4 separate regions of the Mus musculus genome follow, and regions 2, 3 and 4 are each linked to region 1. The links are chromatin loops, found by intact Hi-C in ENCODE. Cell type or tissue: left cerebral cortex. All regions are shown on one strand. Each heading gives the region's core, and the rest is flanking DNA. Links, peaks and the distances in the headings are about the cores only.

Region 1 (6,608 bases), core at 1,736-4,235:
CGCTTCTAGACCAATCCTTCTATGTATTGATTCCTTCACATCTTTTGTACAAAGTGTGTGGTATCTTCATAAATATCATCTTACCTTCAAGTTATGAAAACAGGAAAATAATATTTGTCTATACTATTTGAGTAGCCTCAGGCCTGTGCACCAAACTCAAAGGAGGTTTCCCATGGGATTCTTTGTTAGATAGCCTATGGCTTTAGGAGGGAGGAATATATGGCTGTTTAGGATAATCCGGTTTAAAAATATATACACAGATGTATGCTATATGTGGTTTTGAGTAAACATAGAATGTTTCACTTCAGAGATTTCAAACTTCTTTATTATTTATTATTTGACTCCCCTTCCTTCTTCTCCATCGGTCTTACCTTCCCACCCTTCTCTTAAGCTGATACCCTCTCACCCAATTTTCCTATTACATTCTCTAGCAGCACCTCTGTGTTCTTCAGGCTTCCTCCATTATTTCAATGTAAAGACTGGTGGGGAATCCTGAGTATGAAATATGGTAGTACAAGTACTACGTGGATAGAAAACAGTCATGTTCTGAAATAAAGCAAGACCAATGGTCAGGATTTGGTAGCAGGGTAATGAATTTGTACTCATCTTGAATGTGGGAACTTGTTCTTGAGGTGCTTGAAGAAAAGAAAAGAATAATCATGCTTGTGTTTTAAAAGATCTCTTCAAACAACTGGGTACTGAATTGTAGAGGAAGTAAAAGTAAAGAAGTTGACACAGTCTTTGAAAAACACACAGTCATTAAATTGATTCATTTTGAGGGAATTCTTGCTAAATATTCTTCAGGAATATGTGTCAATTTTGTGTATGCTGATCCTCTGATTTTAGGTTCTGGAACTTTCAGTATTATAGATATCTCTCATTGATGTTGAAAAACTTACCCAGGAACCTGATAAAAATTCAGAGGCCACTCACTCCTCAGGAATAACTAAATATTGTGAGCACCAGACAAGATGAGTCAGGAGGATTTTTATTTGGAGTCTTGATTACAGGGTACAATCTTGTCTTCAAATCCCCATTATTCCCCAAGAGGATTATTTGAGGTTACTAGCAAGTTCAGGTTCAGACAGATGTCTTTGCTCCCACCTCTTACTCTCTTAATTCTTCTTTCCTTTATACATTTGTTTTCTTTGTCCCTTAAAAAACTATTCTGAACAAAGAATTCTCACCTGAGGAATACTGAATGGCAGAGAAGCACCTGAAAAAAATGTTCAACATCCTTAATCATCAGGGAAATGCAAATCAAAACAACCCTGAGATTCTACCTCACACCAGTCAGAATGGCTAAGATCAAAAATTCAGGTGACAGCAGATGCTGACGTGGATGTGGAGAAAGAGGAACTCCTCCATTGTTGGTGGGATTGCAGGCTTGTACAACCACTCTGGAAATCAGTTTGGCGGTTCCTCAGAAAATTGGACATAGTACTACCAGAGGATCCAGCAATACCTCTCCTGGGCATATATCCAGGAGATGCCCCAACTGGTAAGAAGGACACATGCTCCACTATGTTCATAGCAACCTTATTTATAATAGCCAGAAGCTGGAAAGAACCCAGATGCCCCTCAACTGAGGAATGGATACAGAAAATGTGGTACATCTACACAATGTAGTACTACTCAGCTATTAAAAAGAATGAATTTATGAAATTCCTAGCCAAATGGATGGACCTGGAGGGCATCATCCTGAGTGAGGTAACACATTCACAAAGGAACTCACACAATATGTACTCACTGATAAGTGGATATTAGCCCAAAACCTAGGATACCCAAGATATAAGATACAATTTCCTAAACACATGAAACTCAAGAAAAATGAAGACTGAAGTGTGGACACTATGCCCCTCCTTAGAAATGGGAACAAAACACCCTTGGAAGGAGTTACAGAGACAATGTTTGGAGCTGAGATGAAAGGATGGACCATGTAGAGACTTCCATATCCAGGGATCCACCCCATAATCAGCATCCAAACGCTGACACCATTGCATACACTAGCAAGATTTTATCGAAAGGACCCAGATGTAGCTGTCTCTTGTGAGACTATGCCGGGGCCTAGCAAACACAGAAGTGGATGCTCACAGTCACCTAATGGATGGATCACAGGGCTCCCAATGGAGGAGCTAGAGAAAGTAGCCAAGGAGCTAAAGGGATCTGCAACTCTATAGGCAGAAAAACATTATGAACTAACCAGTACCCCGGAGCTCTTGACTCTAGCTGCATATGTATCAAAAGATGGCCTAGTCGGCCATCACTGGAAAAAGAGGCCCATTGGACACGCAAACTTTATATGCCCCAGTAAAGGGGAATGCCAGGACCAAAAAGGGGGAGTGGGTGGGTAGGGGATTGGGGGTGGGTGGGTATGGGGGACTTTTGGTATAGCATTGGAAATGTAAATGAGCTAAATACCTAATAAAAAAAGGAAGAAAAAAAAACTAGTCTGCAGTTCAACTGTACCTGTTTTTTTTTTTAATTTCTGTTAAAACCACTAATCTTATTCAACACAAAATGAAAATATGCCCCTGATACCAAACATTCATTGGATTCAGTGTTAATGTAAACCCTCACTGAGAAGTAGAATGATTTATCTGCTATGAAAAGAGTGGTTAGGCTGAGCCAGTCCTGGGCTTGACTGCTGGCAGGGGTGTGATCACTTCCTGCACAGATGCATAAAAGCAGAGAGCCCTGTCACAGTACCACAAGGCAGATCGAGGACAGATCAGCTCATTAAGCAAGAGCAGAGGAAGCTGAGGTCCACACTGACATACACTCATCTGACTAGACACTTCTCACAGGGAAGCAAGGAGAAAGATGACCTACCCTGACCCTAATGAAGACACACAGCCCAGGAGGAGACAAGCAGCCACCCTCAACTTCCGGCTCTTGTGTTCTTTAGAGACAATCCTTAGGAGCAAGCAGACTGTTGTTTTTGTGTGACTCAACAGTGACACCCAGTGACTCTCTCTGTCAATCCCAGATGACTGCTCCCTGTGGATCTTCTGGCAAATACATTTCAGTCTACATTACCTTACACTGAAGCGGCAGCAGCAATCATGTCAACTTCAGTCCTAAAGGAGAAAACCATAATAATAAATCCCAGTTTGTTTTAACATAATTATCTAACTGTTGAAGCATTTTCTTCTGTGTTCTTGGCTCATGTGTGATGTCTAACACAGTATCACAGTGTGGCTTCGCTACTGCTTCAATTTGACATCAGGAGGAAGTGATTATTTCATTCACATCATTGATCTAAATATTATAGGATCTTATTGTCTTTCATTGTAGAATATTTGTATACACGTGTGCACACACACATACACAAACACACGTGTTCTCACATAAATAGGGTAAGAAAATGTTCGAAAAAAACCAAACAAACAATGGAAGTATGCAGAGACAGGAAAATAATCCTCTGAACATTGGTCTAGGCAAACATGGAGAAGAGATTTTTAAAATTAAATTTCAACTAAAATTGAATTATATCAGCTTTCTACTCCTTTTCTTTCTTCTAGCTCTTTCCGAATAACCTTTTTCAGATACCTTTGATGGTCTCAGACCACTACTGTCAAAACAATACGTGTGTGTGTGTGTGTGTGTGTGTTCACACACCTGAGTGCACATGTATGTTTACAAGTGCCCTTGAGTCTATTGAGGTCTTGGACATGACAAAAGAATCTACTATTGCCACTTTGATAGATGAGCATAATTCTTTATTACATTCTAAAGCTTATCTTATATCTGTAGTATATCCATAGCAAAAGCTAACCATCACAGAAAGTCACAATTGGGTACAGTGAAGAGATCAAAAGATTGTGGAAAGTCTATCCACAACGGATACATCTATATGGACAGACATTTAAAAATTTATAATATAACCCAAGGGAAATGACCAACATGCCCAGAGGCATGGCAAAATATGGCATCTGTTGAAAAAGTGTGAATCAGAGGCCTATTAGTGGAGGATAAAAAACTTCTGGTGGACTAGTGAGATACTTTCTGCAAATATTGAAGGGTCAGGCATTCAGAAAGGGAGCTTAGTGTTTTTATTTGGTCCCAGAGGACAGAGATTGAGTAACAGATGGAAGTTATATGGGCCCTGCTTTCCACTCAACGTAAAGAAGCGCTTTATACTGATTGGGTCTCCTGGGAAGTGTAGGAATCTCTGAGGGCAGAGGATTTTATGCCATCAAAAGCGTAGCCTAGGTGTATCTGTCATACCAATTCTACTTGAGAAAGAAAACAAAAGCAAAAAGTGAGTGGATATAGGAAAACTCTCAGAAACTTTAATAACTAAATCTGGGAGGTAGTAGTCAAGAATCCCACTGGATATTCTTTCAAAATATCAAGTAAGATCATTGAAATATTTCTCTAGTAATCATTTTAAATTTTAATTAAAATCTGCTTTCTTCCTCAGCAAACTAGCAGTCGTTTTACCTTAATCTGTATCTTAGGTATACGTCCCCTTTTTCTACCTATGTCCATGCATCTGCTACATGCACAAGAGATCACTGTTTAAGCTCCAGAAAGCATCCATATAATATTTAAATAATTTTCCATCTTGTTACTGTTTCTTTCCCCAGAGTGCCTGAGTTATACGAATTACCTGATACTTGGTACAGCCCACAGTAACTAACAGAGCCATAATTATAAAATAAAGATGCCTCATCCCAGAGAGCCATTCTGCAGGTAAGCAGTAGATAAATTACAGTTATCAAATAGCAACCAAATAGTCTTATGCTTTGGGTCACCACAACATGAGGAACTATATTTGGATGCATCATTTTGAAGGTTGAGGACCACTAATCTAAAGTGGACAAATATGGATAGAAGGTCCAGGGAGATGACAATGAGTACACAAAAGAAGGGTATTATCTTCTCAAACCCAGTGCCAGTCTCTAGGGCCATGTGTGGTGCTGAAATGAGGAGACGCTTTGAGGAGATTATGAAGTCACTGGGGATTTCATTGGGTGAATACAACCAGTGTCTTTACAGATTTCAAGAAACTTATTTTTCTCCTCTTGTATATGGAGCTGACATCAGAAGAAAATATAGCAGACACCATCATTTATGCCTTAATGTTAAACATTCTACTTTGCAGTTTGAGAGAAATTAGTTCCTACTGCTCAAGGGTTATTCAGTGTAATGTTTCTTGTACTAAGATTGCAAAAAGGCAGACTGAAAAAGCAACACTGGCTATTTTCCAGTCAAGTATCAAAATTTCAGATTTTTTTTTTTACTGGATACTAACTACCATCATTTGATATATCCTTTGCTCTAAGCTTTCCCCCCCTTTTTTTTAAAGCATTAAGTGTTTAATTATACATCATTAGATTATACACCTTTAGAGGAAAAGGAGAATGTAGAAGAACCACAACTTTAAAAAGTTAAAAAGGCACAGCAGAAATTTATTAACTATGAAAAGGTTATTTGGGGATATTTATTCAATTTTGGAATGACCTTCAATAATAACAATTAGAAGAACCATACAGAGTTGAGATACCCATCTGAGCTAGTGAATCTATATGAGGGACAAAAGGAAGATATACGAAGAGGTCAGGTAACTGACTAATCAGCAGAACAAGACTCTTAGCCAAGTACAGAGAAATTCAAGGTGATTCATAATTTTAGCAGGAATTTTAGCCACAGAGTTCAGAGATATCCCTAGTTCTCTGTCTAAGTGTCCACAGAGGAAGTTCCAACTATTTTGAATGACCCAAGCTTCGATATATGAATTTTAATTCCAGTTTAGGCTCTTACCTGTGCTAAAAATTGAGACGATTAATTTCCCATTCCAAATCTTTGTTTCCCAGAATTGTAAAATAAGAATGTGTACATCATCCCGCTGTAATTATACTGAGGAGATAAGCAATGCACATCAAACACCTTCAATGCCAAACATAGTATAGATGCTTAAGAGTAACCATCAGTGCTATGACAAAACCAAGTGAAAACTAAGAGCAAAGGGGGTCACAGACAATCCTACATGTGCACACATATGGGTGGAGGGATTCAGATGACAGTTTTCTCCTAAGTGTTTAATATAAGTTTCATTGCCTAGCTGATACCAATTTGAAAAATTACAGGCTACCTTTGTTTGTTTTCTGTTGTTCTAGAGTGTTTTGTTTCATATACGTCTTACTTTGTAAACCAGGGTGCCCTTGAATTTCTGATTCTACTATATCAGCTTTCTGAGAACTGGAATAAAAGGATGTACCATTATGTCTAGCTAAAAGTTCTTGGCATCAGCTCTCAAACAACATGGAGACAGGCAATGGTTTTTGTGATTCTGTGTTCAGAACAGACTGTCCCCTTCATATAATATTATCTGAGTCCATAATGTTGTCTCTGATCTTTGCTATAGCAACCAGCCAAAGTAACATGTAACCTAGCAGAACCCATTCTCAGCTGCTTGAATATTTCTTTCCTTTTCTCCTAAACAATACCTTTTGTAAGTATTAATTTCCTGCAGGAATCAATCCACCTATTCTGGATCTTACACAAACTGAAAGAATCCTTCAAGCCCATAGTTTCTCTTTCCTTCATGATTCAGTTTTCAGAGTCACTACTCATATGCTATAGAAAAATATTGAAAATAA
Region 2 (2,500 bases), core at 1-2,500, 820 kb before region 1:
TCCTTGTCATCATTCTCTCTCCTGCTTTCAGCCCTCCTAATGGTATGGGTCTTGAAAGTAGAATTTTCATGCCTTCCATCTAGGATCCTTTTTTAAATCTCAGTCTAATTGGTTCACCCACCCCGCTGAGATGCTTAATTGGGCATGAGCATACTCTGCAGATCCTGTGTCATGGTAGGTTCTTCCTTCTCCTCCAGGGGGATTTGCTTGCTCTGTGGGCTCAGAAGGAAAGATTTATTTTATGTTGTGCTCAATTCACTGAGCACTTACATGAAATTGTTCCTGGGCCAGCAGAGCACACAGGCAACATTTCTTCCTTGCTTCATTTCAGTTTATCTTATTTGTTCTCACATGGCATGGTACATGGGAAGTCACCAGCACCTGGAGTCATGAGCTCAGACTTTGACTAAGTCATTCTAATCTTTTCCTTCCTCTCTACTTGGGTTTATAACTTAAGGTACTTGACAGTCCATTTCCAATCCATGAATTAGGCAAATTGAATTTGATTTCTTCTATGAATGGAATCAAAATGAAGCATTCAAAAGAAGGGTATACACTCTCCATGGCATAATCTGCCTGCCACTTGCTTTTGGTAAATATTATTTTATTATAATAAGCCATACTTACTTGTTTACATATTGCCTATGTCTGTTCCAGAGCACAAGAATGGAACTGAGTGGTTGTCTAAGATGCTCAATGAACTTAAAAGCTGTTCCTTTCCAGAAAACAGCTCCCAAACTACTTTCCTCCAGTCATAGTCGGATTTGATTGGCTCAAAAATATTTTTTTTAGCTTTTTATATACCTTACAATTTATAATAAGGACTAGAATATAGCTCAGTGATAGGGTATTTGCCTAGCCTGTGTAGAGTCTAGTTCCAGTTTAACATTTGTTTTCTTTTTCTTTTTCTTTTTTTCTTTTTTTACCAAAGCTTGAGTCTCTCAAGATCTGTAATCTTACAATCCCAAATGTTGATGTTGTCAGTCGGCTTTTCTGTCATTGTCTTTTGTCTTACTCCTTCTCATCTCTGCTCCATCCTTGATGTTCGTCTCCAAAAGACAGACCTAGTCTTACCTCAGGATCTTTGCACCCACTGTTCTTTCATTGGAGGTCATTCTTCCACCACCAGGTGGCTCCATGGGTTCGCTTTTCTTTCCTTCAAAATAGCTTTGCCACAATCTGGAACTTCCAAACACCCTTTTCATTGTTTGTCTGGACATTTCTACCCTCTTCATGTTGGTTTCTTTGATATGTATCTTTTCTTACAAGAATATAAGCTGTGCTAAATTAAGTCTTTATTAAAATCAATTTTATTCACTTCTTATTAACTTCCAGGATTAACTTAGGATAAAGAAAAGAACTCATTCATTCAAATTGTCCTCCATGCACAGGCAGGCATGCTCAAGTACACACTAAGTGAAACTTTATTTTTAAAATAAAAATGTTTATAGAGTAGGAAGAATGGATCAAGGAGAAAGTGTTTGTCGTTAAAAGTATGAAGTCCTGGATTTAGATCTTCAGTTGTCAATTATAAACAAAGTATGCAGGTTTGCATCTGTTATCTCAGTACTGAGTGGCAGGGTAGATCAGGTGGATCTCCAGAGCTTGCTAGCCCACTATTTTACCTAGATCCGTCAGCTACCAATTCAGAAAGAGGCACTGAATCAAAATTACGGTGCAGGATGACTGTAAAATACACCTGACAGTACCCTCTACATTACATACGCACAAGCACACATGCAGGACTGTGTACACATGGCACACACACTCATACCGAACATACCATGTAGTCTGAAATTATCAACCATTAACAGCAGTTTCACACACACACACACACACACACACACACACACGGAGTTCTGATAGTTACAGTGTATTAATTAGGAAGCAAGTGTTTCCCAGCCCTGCTTTGGGAAGGCTATAGTCTCATTAGGGACCCAGGGACAAGACATTAAAATACCCATACTACAGAAGTCATGTAATGATACTATATATCTGCTTTTGCTCTTATCTTTTATATGTGCTCACATCCTCTTCTCCTTTCATATAATCCATCCATTCTCAATATCTTTTATTTTTACAAAAGCAAGTTATGCTTTCTGAAATTCCTTCCTCCATCTTTGTCTGGTCAAATATCATTTCATGCAAATTTCAATTTGCACAGAATTCTTGGACCCCCTACTTTCCTACTCTCCCTGTCAATGGACTATTCTAGGGTTACTTTCCTTTGTTTTATTAAAACTGTAACTAGAAAAGCAGAGCACAGCTTGTAAACTTTACTCAGCAACCATACACCCCCCCCCAACACCATAGGACCAAGTGTGCTGTTCATGGTTCTGACCACACATCCCAGACATAAAGATAATTGCTGTTTTCTTTCCTTCCTTCCTCCCCTCTCCTCCCCTCCCCTCCCGTTCCTTTCCCCTCCCTCCCTCCCTCCCTCCCTTCCTTCCTTCCTTCCTTCCTTCCTTCCTTTCTAGATTTGTATTTTATTGGTTAT
Region 3 (6,608 bases), core at 1,614-4,113, 550 kb after region 1:
TAAAATCCCAGTCCTTGCTGATCTTAAATTGCTGTGCGCACAAAGCCCTTTTTGCTGGCGCTGTGCAGCCTTTATTTAGGAACAGACAAACAGTGTACTTGAGTTTTTAAGTTTAATTTGGGGAAGATTGATAAATTCTTGAGTCCTTCACAGTGTTTGACGATGGTAATCTTTCAATTTTTCCTTTATAAGTATCGCTGCAAAGAACATCCTTCTGCAACTAAGTGTATGCTTGGGGATATTTCTGTTTCCTAAGTGACTAGATTTGCACATCCATCCTCCTTTAAGACTGCCTTCTTAATGTGTGCTTAGCAGACTCCACTTCATTAAGGGCATCTCTATATCATCTCTCTCAGAAGATCCTGGCCATCTGTGTATTTCAACCTAATGCTTAATCTAGGAGTACATTTTTCAGATTATTCTTAAATAGTTGTCATTGAAAACTATCAGCTATCACAACCCGGTGTCTTAGAAATTAGAAACATATTTTTTTTCATATATTTGAAAGCTACAAGTTCAAGACTGTGAGTTCAACAAATGAGATTTCTTCCAATGAGTCTCTGCCTCATTTGTCCACAACTATGTTTTCATATATTCTTATTAATGCATGGCTTTCACTTTCTGACTATCTTCTAATCATCTCCTTTTGTAAGATTATCATTCACACAAATGAAGACCTACTAGACTTCAATTTTACCTCTTAAATCTTTTTTCTCCATGTGCAATCACAGTTTGAAGTAGAAGGAATGAGGATTTTTGATGGATATATTTTATGACTTACAATTCAAATAATATGAGTTAAATTTGGCTTTAATCTCAAATATTCTCATTATCTTTCTGATAGGCTTTATTAACTGGTATTTATTTTTCAATAGAGTACAAAAAAATGAAAATTATTACCAAAAACCACTTGAAAGCCAGTGGAGCCAAACAGAAGGTATTGATGAAAACAAATTCATAGTTATAACTATTATTATTATAATTATCACATAGACACATTCATCTCTGTAATCAAGCTACTTACCACAATTGCTGAGAGCGCCACAATTCTGGAACAATATATTACTAAAGTCCTTGTTAAGTACATCTCAAATTTGTCCATTTCCATTTGGGCATTTTAGAAAATCTAAAATGTTCAAGTTATTACATGGAAGCATTCTGGCATAGTATTGAAGTGTGAGAGAGAAAATGTTGGCATTAATTATTGGGGGGAAATCAAGAGAGCAAGTTTTCCTGGAATCTTGCCCAGGTGCAAAGGCAGCTACAAAGGGCTGCACCATGGTGGCTGTATTGAAAGGTCAGCCTCTGCACTTAGAACCAGGTCCCTCATAGTTCATGCTTTAATTTAAACTAAAAAAAAAAAAATAATAGAAGTCTATTTTAAGTGATTACAGATTAAACAATTCACCTACCATCTGATTTTGTCTGTAAATTTGCTCAGCAAATCCTTTCTCCATAAAGGGAAGAAAAGAAATTTCCTAAGAAGCACTGATTCGAATGAGGACTTACAGAGCTGTGCTTAAAAGACTCTGGTATCCCCGTCCTTGCTAATTTCAGTTTACTTTGTGACCTTGAGCAATCATTTCTCTTCAGTGGACCTCGGGTTCTGCACTTGTGAAACATCAGGTTGGGACCTTCCCTTTAGTCCTGTGAAGAAGGAAGAGAAGCCTTGGTGTCAGCAGTGAACCTGCTAAAAGGCAAATTCTCAGGCTACTTCTAGACTTCCTGCTTCACAAACCCTGGGTGACAGACATCCAGCAATCTGCGTTTTAAAATCTTACAGGAGATTGCCATGGTAGAGCTGACAATCTACTGGACTAAAGAAATGAAAAGTTTCTAAGTCTCTGTCATCTTGGGGTCTTTGAATTAAAAACAAACAAACAACCAAAAAACCAAAAACAAACAAACAACCCAAAAGTACCCTCTGTTTTTTAATGGGAAGAAGAGCTGGCTTGGATAAGCTGTTTGAAAAAAAATCTTGGAGGAGAGAGTAGCCTCCCCTAACCAATGACTACAGATCCCATGGGGAGAGAGTCCTGGGAATGTGTACCCGGGCCACCTGGAAAGGAAGCAGGGACGATATGGAAGGATTCTCCCCTGGTGTTTAGAGATGGGAAAAGGCAGGTTGAAGGCAGATTGATAATGTCTTCATCTGGAACAGCTTGGCATACATCATGTTTACAAATAGAAGTGATGTGTGATTTTAGTATTAGAAATAGGGTTTTCCAATGATGTGAAAACTCCCATAAGCTATTGTCTGTACTGTATGTATGTATGTATGTATGTATGTATGTATGTATGTATGTATGTATGCATGCATGTATATACATATGTACGTACGTACGTATGTATGTATGTATGTACATATGTACGTATGTAGGTATGTACGTATGTACGTATGTACGTATGTACGTATGTACGTATGTACGCATGTACGTACGTACGTATGTATGTATGTATGTATGTATGTATGTATGTAACCTGTCTTTATAGATGAGGAAATGGATAAACCATGTGGTAGTAAAGTAAGACAAGGCCAAAGAAGAGAAAGTTCCACGGTCACCAAGGCCATGAGGCATTTTCTGTCTCAAGCACCCCTGGGGGCCCAGGATTTTTTTTCTCAAGAAAGGAGCCCCTTCTAACCCTAGTGGAGCCTGCTTAGACTCAGAAGCAGTAACGGTGGAAGCTGGAGGATTGGTGCTGGGCAAGAGGTAGAGGACAATAAGGAATTTTATCGCCATCTAGTGGCACTAGAGAAAAGGCACGCAGCGTCAGCACCAAAGCTGAGGAAGGCTAGCACTGAAGCATCTTGCTTAAAAGAAAGCTGTTAATCTGATTGAATTGCTATTCCCAGGGATTTAGGTACCAGGTCCCCTCCCCAAGCTCCTCATCAAGGCTAAGCACGAAGTGACTAGCCTTGATAGTAATGACACAATTTAGTGGACAGGAGGCTGCTATTGGCTCAAAGAATCTTGAACACATTAATTCATTTTAATTCAAATGAGCTCTACAATTTGCATGTGGAATAGCACTTCCCATCCACAAATTAATCCTCAGTGGGAAGGTCATTCAATGGATGCAAAACTGAAGAGCAGAGGACATGGCAAAGGGTCACAGAGAGCAAATGACAAGGAAAACACAGCAGTTTCCAAACTGATCTGTTCCTAATGCCACACCCGTGTTCTGCAGGAATTCTTATCGACAATCTGGGAAATACAGCGCACGAGACCCACAAGTCCATCCCTTCAGTGAGCACAACCTGAATCCTAGGATTTCACAGTTTTCAGATGCCAAGTTCCAACCCTCTCTGCTTTTCACCATGAGGGAATAACCAGGGAAATTGTTCTTTTCCTTAAGAGTTGTTCTATTTCCTTTAGAGTTTCCATACTAATCAGGCACTTAGGTCTCACGGAGGTGTTAGTTAGAAAAGAGGTCGGTACCATGATAGGAAGTGATGGGCTGGGACGGTTGCAAAAAACTGAACATACTTAAGTTTCACAAGTGAATATGGATAAGTTCGAGGTTTTCTGCTCTTATGTGAGACTTGTGGAACACAATGACAGAATGCCTTTTTTTTCATTTTGAGGCATCCAATGTGTTTTCCAACAATCTAAAAAAGCAAACTGTTACATTTTTACTCAATAGTTTTTTTTTTTTTTCATTGCACAGTCACAAGAGAGAGAAAAAGACAAAGGAAAAGCAAAAAACCTCTAACCATCAGGAAACTACAAGCCAGATAATTTGATACTTTCCAAGTCTTTTCTAACAGTCAGCCAGGACAACTGATGCCTCCATGAATGTGTGGAGAAGATACATGTCCTGGAGAAAGTGCAACATTCCTTAAGACCTATTTGAATAGTGATTTCCTATCTTCTTAGACCCCAAACACTTTAATTCTCTACCACACCACTCATTGTTCTTTGCTTTTTCCTTTTTACTTCATAGGCATAATATGCTTAAACTAATAACCATATTTAACCATCAGTTATTTATTATTCACTATTTCATTTGGAATATGGTCGAGAATACAGAAATATTGATTCTGATACTGTTCCAGTAGTGGACTTAGGGCAAAGCATAGAATCAGTAGAGACTTTATCCCTGCTAGCCTGGAGTCAATACAGGAGGATATCAGACTAAATGTGTTGTCAGTTCAGTTAAGGAAGAGATGAAACCAAAGTTTGGATGATAAAAGAGAGCCATTTACATGAACAGTGGTAGATGAGCACACTGGACAACCACATGAAAACAAGTACTGTTATATGACATCACACAAAATTTAAGATGGATTGTAAATCCAATACTTAAAAAGACTCTATAGAATGTATTTTTAATCTCATTCAATGAAACTCTTTAACCTGAACACTGAGTGCTCAAAATGTAATGAAAATTAAATTAAGCAAATTTATCTATGCTGAAATTGAGACAGGGCAATGAAAGACATTGGCACTGTAGAAAAGGATGAATCCTAGGGTTTAAGAAGACATTCAAAATAAGGCATTCACTTCAAGCATGAGTCAAAACCACTGTAGAACAATGCCAAAACCAGAAAGGCCAGCAGAAACAATGGGCAGAAGGAGATTAAAATCAAGGAAGGTAGGGAACACTCACAAAAATTAATACAAATAAAACCATTTTTGAGATCATCCCTTATTAAACTGATGCAAAACACATGACATATTGATACATGCACACCTATGTACATCATCCATTATGAAGATCCGGTACAGTATCCATCACTACTGATACACTGTAGATTACCAGAGACACTTCAGCATTGCTTTCTGGAACTCTTCATAAGCAACTGTCCCTATAAAACTGCAATTCTGTTGTCGATTTTGCATCCACAATGCAGATGTGAATAGTGACAGAGAGGTATAAGAATACTCTCAGGACTGCTATTAGCAGTAGCAGTTTTCAATGTCATCATTTCTATTAGAATTAGCAATAGTATTCATAATAGCCACAAATTATTGTTAAAAAGTTACACTCACAAAAGAGAAGAAGAAACCATTACTTGTGAAACATACATAATAAGAGATTTAGGAATGAAAAAAAATTATCAACATATTAAACAACCTGAAAAACTCCACAAGCAAAATAAGCAGTGTAATAAATAGAATATTTAAGTATCATTGCTTTGGTTCTAGAAAGAAATCGAACAAATGTAAGCAGATTTTGACAGTATTAAAGTGAATTGGGATGGACAGTGAACTGCTCAACAGAATAAAAAATGGTCTTGGGTTGAACATGAGATTGCTGTGTGCTGATAACAATTTCTTTCCCCCTTGCCTGGTGGCAACTATCTTTGTGAAAACTCATCATTTGTGCTTCCAGGGTGATGTACATTTTCTCAGTATAAGTAAACATCGTTTAAAAAAAGCTAAGGATAAATATATATTTGCCAAATGATGAAGGAAAAAAGAAGAAGAAAAGGGAAAAAATATCTAAGTGAAAAAATGTAATGTGTGTGTGTGTGTGTGTGTGTGTGTGTGTGTGTGTGTGTGTATTCAACTGTGTGTGAGTGTATAGGCCTAATTTTTACATGAGAATTTCTCCACCCTATATTATGAGAAATGATATCTCACTGAACCTGGAGCTTACAATTTGCTTGATTAACTAGCCAGTGAGCCCCTTCAGTAAGCTGTCTCCAACTAATGGGAATGAGAGCACACGTACCACAATTAGCTTTTTCTGTGAGAGCCAGCTACCAAATTCAGGCATGTCCTTGTGCTTTCTGAGAAAGCATTTTACTTATTAAGCATTTATCCTTCCTGGCATTTTGTTTTTCTCATCAAACTTCAGGAATTTCCATCTTCTCTCTCTGGAACCTGGGCCATCATCTGTATCTGATGCTTCCAAGAGTTCTGGCCTACAATTTATCTCAGTGTCTCCTATATAGACCACCTCTTTTTGACTCTAGAAGTAATGAAAACATCATTTTAAATAACTTCCCTTCAAATTATAAGTAGTGAAGCTATGGCTTTAAAAACATGCATGCTTAGTGCTAAACCTATATTAGTCCTGATTATCTGTCAGAATTACAGCGGCTAATAATCTAGAGACAACATTGTGGTCCACACCCCCCCCCAAAAAAAAAACTGAACAAACTGGAATTATTTCAGTTTGAAAACAAAAAAGTAAATCTCACTCATTCAGTGCTCTGTCTCTTCTACCTCCTCCCCTCCCTGACCTTATAAAACCTCTACAGCTCAAGTCTTCAGAACTTAGAAGTTGAGTATTATACAAGCATGCTCAAAATTCTCCTTAGGTTAGGTTATGATATTCTAAGTTAGTGGCACCCAGTTCTTAACATTCTCAGAAATGCCTGGGGAGCTTGTTAAAAATATGTGATTCAAACTTTATCCTCTGTCTACGGATTCAGAAACCCTGGTACAAAGAAGTCAAAACCATACTGTGGAGGAAAAATAAATAAATAAATAAAGCATTTTCAACAAATGGTACTGGTCTAACTGATGGTCTGTGTGCAAATTCATCCATATTTATCTCATATAAAGCTCAAGTCCAAGTGTATCAAGGACCTCCACATAAAACCAGATACAATGAATCTAATAGAAGGGAAAGTAAGAAATAGCCTCAGACTCACT
Region 4 (6,608 bases), core at 2,328-4,827, 740 kb before region 1:
AGCAGCCCTCTTGCTTGTACCAGCATCACCAGGAACTTTCATCTTTTTATTTCCCCCACTGAGGATTCTGAGAGTGCCGCCACAATGAAGCATTGACAGGAGGAGTGGGGGCTGTGGTCCTGACAAAGGGTCCCAAAGATGAGACACGAGAAAGGGGGCGCTCTACGGGGTTATAGAATGCCTTGCAGATGGGAACAGAAGCACTCTAAATGGGGTACTGTGCTGTCACTTGGAGAGGGAGTGACAGGGGCAAGTGTGGGCCATTTGAAAGAGGCATTTTTGAAATAGAGCTCTTGTCAGATGTAACCACGCAATCGCAGCCGCGTGGAGGGCCCCTGCAGCTCACAAAAAATATCAGATGACTCATACCCCAATATTCAGTCAATGTTCTGATTTGGGAGGTGGGAGCCACACAGCTCATTATGATTCTTGCTCCGTTTCCTGAAAGCTGGGCCTGCTGTTCTCCAGGCTGTAATAGGATTGGTCTCACGAAGCAGAGACCAGGGAGGCCTGCGGCTGTGTGGGTGGATGGTATGGAAAACTAATACTGCTGTCCTGAGGGGAAGGGAGAAGTTTGTTTTCCTTTTTCTTTTTCCCCCCTTTTTGTTAATAAAATGTAAGAAGGAAAATATTAATATTCTTTGTTCATTCATTCGGCAAACATTTATAAAGCTAGCTAGGTTGTGTGCTACGTTCTGAGGGAAGAAATGCCCCGCCCTGCCTCCTAAACCTGAGAGGCTGGAGGAGAAACTAGGGATGAGACAAACAGCACAATGCCTTGGGATGTTTTCCGAGAGGTCTTTTTTTTTTTCCTTTTCTTTTTATTTTACCAGATGGAGGGGGTGGTTTTGTGGATTAAACAGGTAGACAGTTTCAAGAAGCTAATTATTCCACCATTTTTCTCAGCTGATAAGTAACTCATTTAAATCCCAAGTCAGCTAGGCAGCCATTTCAACAGTATCCATTTTCAAATGACTACAACAAAATGGCTTCTTTTAGACTTCAGAGCATTCAAGAGAGTACTCAGAACCTTCAAAGGAAGAGCTTATTCTCTGAGATATGAGCACTGTGTACTCTTACATTTTTTTCTCTTTTTTATAATTGCTGTATCCTAGACTTCTCTCCGCAGTTTAAATATATCTTCTCAGCATCCCTGTACCAGCCTCTTGAGACAGACCTTATTATCCCCATTTTAGCAAAGAATACCAAGGATTTAAGAGATGTAATGACTCATTCCCTGTTCCAGGATAGATTTGATTTTTGTTGTTTTTTTTTTCTCTCCCTGACTTAGTTCTGCTTGAACCAACAATATCCGTGCTCATCACCTTAGACTGTCTTATCTCCCCACTGACTTTAGGGGTTTATGATTTTGTGATTGTATGTCAAGAGAATTGCTGCAACAGACAGTTGACTAGCACATCCCACCACAGGATGTGTGGTGGAAATGAGATCCCTTTCTCATTCTCATAGTGCTGAAAGATCATGAACTATGAGCTCCATCATCATCATCATCAATCATCTGCGTCATCACAAATCTTGCTTGGGGTCCTAGTACATTTTATTTAAGACTGTTTTAAAAATTTGGGCTGATAGATAATGCCCAAAGAAAAGCTGATGTGTCAGGAGACTTCTCTTCTTGAGGGCCATATGGTCCATCAGTTTGCCTTGGAGATCCTGTACTCATGCTACCACTCTTTTGCAAGAAGAACAAGAGCTGAATTTTACTAAACCCTTAGTGCCTACCAAATTTATATGTATAATTCACACAAAAAATTGTATAATCCTTACAACAATCCTGTAAGGATTGGTAGGAGGGGTGAGTGGGGAAGCTAAGGAAATTGCCCACTGTCAACCCTGTTCAAGAACAGAGTTTCATCCATTTTATCCATTCACTGGTGAAGCCTAAATCTCAAGTCATTTTCTGGGTGTTTTTGGTAGGCTCAAGTGAGAAACTGGGCATAAAAATCCCTGTGCATAGTAAAGACTGGTGGACAGATATGCAGGACTGTTTGTAGCATGGAGGACAGAGAGGAGGTAACTTCCAAAGAAACATGGAAAAATGAAAGGCCTCTGGGCTGACAGATTTACATATTTTTTTTATTCTTCTGCTGCTTTTTATTGGTTCATGTACCCGTCTTCATTAAAATGTTTTATTGCCTGGAATCTGGGTACAGACACTGGCATCATTCACAGCATGGATTGACAATGTGGAGGGGTTTTAGAAACACAGTTTGTAATAGAAATGCCATACAATTGAGAATTTAGAATACTGGACAACTGAAGAACTTATATTGTTATTGCATATTATGAAAAGCCACTGTGAGAATCATATCATATGATCCATATAGAAGTACTACATGACTTCTATGATACAATGATTATGATGGAATGAAGCTTATTTCTGTTGACAGGGTTGGGCATGCCATATCTTCATCAGTGGAAGGTGTGGAATCCTCTGATGTTGACATAAAAATAAAAATTAAAAACAAGATAGAAAGAAAGAAAGAAAGAAAGAAAGAAAGAAAGAAAGAAAGAAAGAAAGAAGGAAGAAAGAAAGGGAGAAAACATAGAGGGTCACAAATCTTGCCCATGTGAGACTTTCCATGATTTGTTCTCTTCAGAAAGCGTATTTGTGCTCAGAAACTTTATTCCCTAAAACCGATTTCTCAGCGCCTATTGTATAATGGAATAGTTAGAGATAGATAAATATCCTAATAATTAGTAAAATGCCTCCTTTTTATAGATATTCACAAAGAATGTTAGATGTGTAAAGTACAATGTGATATAATAGCTTTAAGACAGTATACAGAATGACAATGTATTTATTAATATATATTCATTCTACATTCTTTTATATTTTAATCTGCTTATTCCTAGGACTTACCAATTAGAGTAGACTGGCTTGCTAGTGAATCTTAGGGATCCTTCTGTCTCTGCCCTCCAAAACCTGTAATTATACATGTGAGCCACCATGCCTACTTTGTCTACATGCATATTGGGAATTAAATTTAAGTCCTCATACTTGCATTGAAAGCATTTTACTAAAAGAAAAATCTAATCTCCACTTTTCTTTCTTTGGGAGGCTCCAACTTGCATGGCCAGTTGTATGATGTACCTCACATTCCTATTGATGGGAGCTAACATTTTCCTTCTTTTTCACAGGACAATTCAACAGTGGCTTGCAAGGGTCCAGTCACTTCTCTATTGCAATGAGAATGGGTTCTGGGGAACCTTCCTGGAAAGCCAGAGGAGTTGTGTGTGCCATGGTAGCACCACACTGTGCCAGCGCCCTATCCCATGTATCATAGGTGGGAACAACAGCTGTGCCATGTGCAGCCTGGCCAACATCTCACTCTGTGGCTCCTGCAATAAGGGCTACAAGCTGTATAGAGGCCGCTGTGAACCACAAAACGTGGACTCTGAGCGGAGTGAGCAGTTCATCAGCTTTGAGACCGACCTGGACTTCCAGGACTTGGAACTGAAGTACCTGTTGCAGAAGATGGATTCACGCCTCTATGTCCATACTACCTTCATCAGCAATGAGATTCGCCTGGATACATTTTTTGACCCTCGGTGGCGCAAGCGCATGTCCCTCACTCTCAAAAGCAACAAGAACCGCATGGACTTTATCCACATGGTGATCGGAATGTCCATGCGTATCTGCCAGATGCGCAACAGCAGCCTGGACCCTATGTTCTTTGTCTATGTCAATCCCTTCAGTGGGAGCCATTCAGAAGGCTGGAACATGCCCTTTGGGGAATTTGGCTACCCTCGTTGGGAGAAGATCCGTCTGCAAAACAGCCAATGCTACAATTGGACTCTCTTGCTGGGCAATCGGTGGAAAACTTTTTTCGAGACTGTCCATATCTACCTACGTAGTCGGACTCGGCTACCCACCCTACGCAATGAGACTGGCCAGGGCCCGGTGGACCTGTCGGATCCCTCCAAAAGGCAGTTCTACATCAAGATCTCTGATGTACAGGTGTTTGGGTACAGCCTGAGGTTCAATGCTGACCTCCTACGAAGTGCCGTGCAACAGGTGAATCAGTCCTATACACAGGGTGGTCAGTTCTATTCCTCCTCATCCGTGATGCTTCTCATGTTGGACATTCGGGACCGAATCAACCGCCTGGCCCCTCCTGTGGCCCCAGGAAAACCCCAGCTGGACTTGTTTTCCTGTATGCTGAAGCACCGCCTGAAGCTGACCAACAGTGAGATTATCAGGGTGAACCATGCCTTGGACCTCTACAACACTGAGATCCTCAAACAGTCTGACCAGATGACAGCCAAACTCTGCTAACCCGGGACCCTTTGCCATGGACTTTCCCTTCTGTTGTGCAAATACAACAGAACAAAACAAAGCAAAACAAAAGAGAACATATACATACATACACATACAGACAGACAGACAGACACACACACGCATACACAAATTTGTAAAATGTAATTAGTATTCAAAGGAAAGGAGGAAAAAACTTCATTTGTTGGAAGCTAACGTGTTCTAGCGACTGTATAAAACCGTGGGGCATGTCTCTTACTTCTATATTCTGTCATGAAGAAGGGTCTCAGAATTGTGTGAAGCTTTGAGTTGGTGGCTTCTTTGGCCTCAGGTGCTGTGTGATGGGGGGGAGAAGGGGAGAGCATATGCAATGAATTGTAAAGACCTCTGCTGTGCAGGTGCTAAGATTAAACACTAAAAGAGAGAGAACAAGCTATATGTAATGTACCTCTGACACTGCCATTTTTCCTTGTGAGAGGAAATGGACGTAGATAAAGAAGATATTTCTTCGGTTAAGATTTCTTTCCTCTTTATGCTTAATTCTTTGTGCTTCTTTTGATGCTCTGCTGGGGATGGGGGTGGTGGGGGTGGTGGGTGCAACAACACTGCAAACTTACCCATATGGCTTCTTTACGTCTCAATAAACTGACACTAAAGGAAAATGGTCCATAGGTGGGGTTGGAAGAACACAAACTGACACAATTATAGAACAGTCAATAAACTTAGAGATTAGCTCTTTAAACTCCTTAGTTTATAAACTAGGGTCAAAGGGAAGCAGCATGCTCATGAATAACCCGATAATAACTGCCCCATAAGAGTTTGACTCTGATAGTCGTATGCCCTTGACAAGACATATTCCTCCTCAGCACTCCAAATTCTTGGCTGTTTTCGGTTTTGAAAATTTTTACCCAAGGGTAAAAGATTTCTCTATCCAAGGTTGTGTTTGGTGATGGTTTTGCTTGGGTAAACAAAAACTTTTCACCTACTTTCCCCAAAAGGAAGTACAGTATCATATTGTTCAGAAATTTTTTCCTAGTAGAGATGGTTTTGACTATAGTCCATGACTGAGTAATAATAGTATTAATAGAAGTTTTGAAGAGTATAGAGAATATAAGGCTTCCCACGTATTTTTAATTTCTTTTAGATTAAGTTATAATAGTGCACATGCATCAAGGCTTTACCACACACACACACACACACACACACACACACACATATATATATATATATAAACACTATCCCTTTTTTGAGGAAGTTGGGTTTAGTAGAATGCCAGACTGAAGAAGGCAGGCTCATCTCAAAGTTCCTCAGAAGATTTGTGAGGACAGTGCTAATTCGCCTTAGGAGCTCAGCATTTAGGTGGTACATGCAAGAAGTACTTCTCTGACACTTGGATCCTCATTTGTACAGTTGGAGTAAAATGCAAAATCATCGAAGTGTACTTTAGAAAACAGAGGTTCTCCAGTCTATGCCATCAGTGTTCACTGATTGTCTGCCTGGACAAGCAACTGCTTAGCTCTATTTTCCACCTGCAGTGAGTACTGCTTTCACCAAAGAGAAAGAGTCATCCCCATGTCAGGTTATGTTATAACAGCTATGATGATCCCTTCACCCCAACACACACTGACTCGACTTCTATTATGTGCTTCCTCATACAACCTTCATAGTATCTTTTTCAGCAACCTAAATAGCATGTGACCTGAACACCCATCAGTGATAGTTGAAAGTGAAAATGGAGGCCTTCCATTTACAGAGGGAGAATTTTCTGGTTTATTTAACTAAAGGTGAAGGAAGAAAAAAAATGTTTATCCTAAAACAGCATATTAAACTTTTAATATTCTCATTATTAGCAAATGAATTAGCACACATTTACATTTTGTGCTGCCTATAACATACTTCCATAGGTTTTCAGACCTCAGCGTTTGAAAGAGTCCATTGTTCATTTACTTGGGTAATCTTTTATGTCAAGAATTGCATTATAGAATATCCCTAGAGCATAAGCAGATCCAGTCACTCATCAATCTTTAAGCAAATCCTCTAGTAAATGAATGAAGATATCAAAAATCTAAATATTGTAAAAAAAGATCAGTGTTATATGCCATTCACATTATATATGTATGTATGTGTATGTATGTGTGTGTGTATATATATATACTTATAGTTTATATGTGTGTGTGTGTGTGTGTGTGTGTGTGTGTGTGTGTGTGTGTGTGCATGCGTATCTTTGCAGAACACCAAGGTGAGTGTTTTGATGGAGTTAGGTATGCAGAGAAGAACTCTAAGAAAGCTATAACTCAGCTTGGCAGTCTGAAAAATAAAGACTTTATAG

Evidence for each region. A loop is a pair of places that touch in the nucleus more often than their neighbours do. Peaks named below come from ENCODE experiments on the same cell type or tissue, not always from the same donor. Only the 100,000 strongest peaks of a DNase experiment are listed, where the experiment ranks them.
Region 2: a loop joins it to region 1, with 7 times the contacts of the local background. A loop is called at or near these places in 10 of 42 quality-filtered maps.
Region 3: it touches region 1 in a loop (7-fold over the local background); 3 of 42 quality-filtered maps call a loop at or near these places.
Region 4: it touches region 1 in a loop (3.0-fold over the local background); 2 of 42 quality-filtered maps call a loop at or near these places.

What each region holds. Positions count from the first base shown.
Region 1 is chr4:68,019,324-68,025,931 of GRCm38, reverse strand. No RefSeq gene overlaps it. Among named protein-coding and RNA genes, the nearest start is that of Gm23738, 160 kb to the left of the region's middle. In left cerebral cortex, for the core only: a CTCF peak has its summit at 2,988; a DNase peak (open chromatin) is centred at 2,945; H3K27ac peaks cover 295 bases.
Region 2 is chr4:68,844,793-68,847,292 of GRCm38, reverse strand. All of the region lies in intron 2 of Brinp1 (bone morphogenic protein/retinoic acid inducible neural specific 1), which reads left to right. Among named protein-coding and RNA genes, the nearest start is that of Brinp1, 110 kb to the left of the region's middle. In left cerebral cortex, for the core only: a CTCF peak has its summit at 1,130 (motif pointing right); a DNase peak (open chromatin) is centred at 1,134.
Region 3 is chr4:67,473,721-67,480,328 of GRCm38, reverse strand. No RefSeq gene overlaps it. Among named protein-coding and RNA genes, the nearest start is that of Tlr4, 650 kb to the right of the region's middle. In left cerebral cortex, for the core only: a CTCF peak has its summit at 2,768 (motif pointing left); a DNase peak (open chromatin) is centred at 2,730.
Region 4 is chr4:68,759,701-68,766,308 of GRCm38, reverse strand. It overlaps Brinp1 (bone morphogenic protein/retinoic acid inducible neural specific 1), which reads left to right. Exons shown (of 8, transcript NM_019967.2): 8 at 3,163-4,937. The coding sequence ends at 4,300. Among named protein-coding and RNA genes, the nearest start is that of Brinp1, 190 kb to the left of the region's middle. In left cerebral cortex, for the core only: no CTCF peak of the experiment used is centred there; a DNase peak (open chromatin) is centred at 3,586.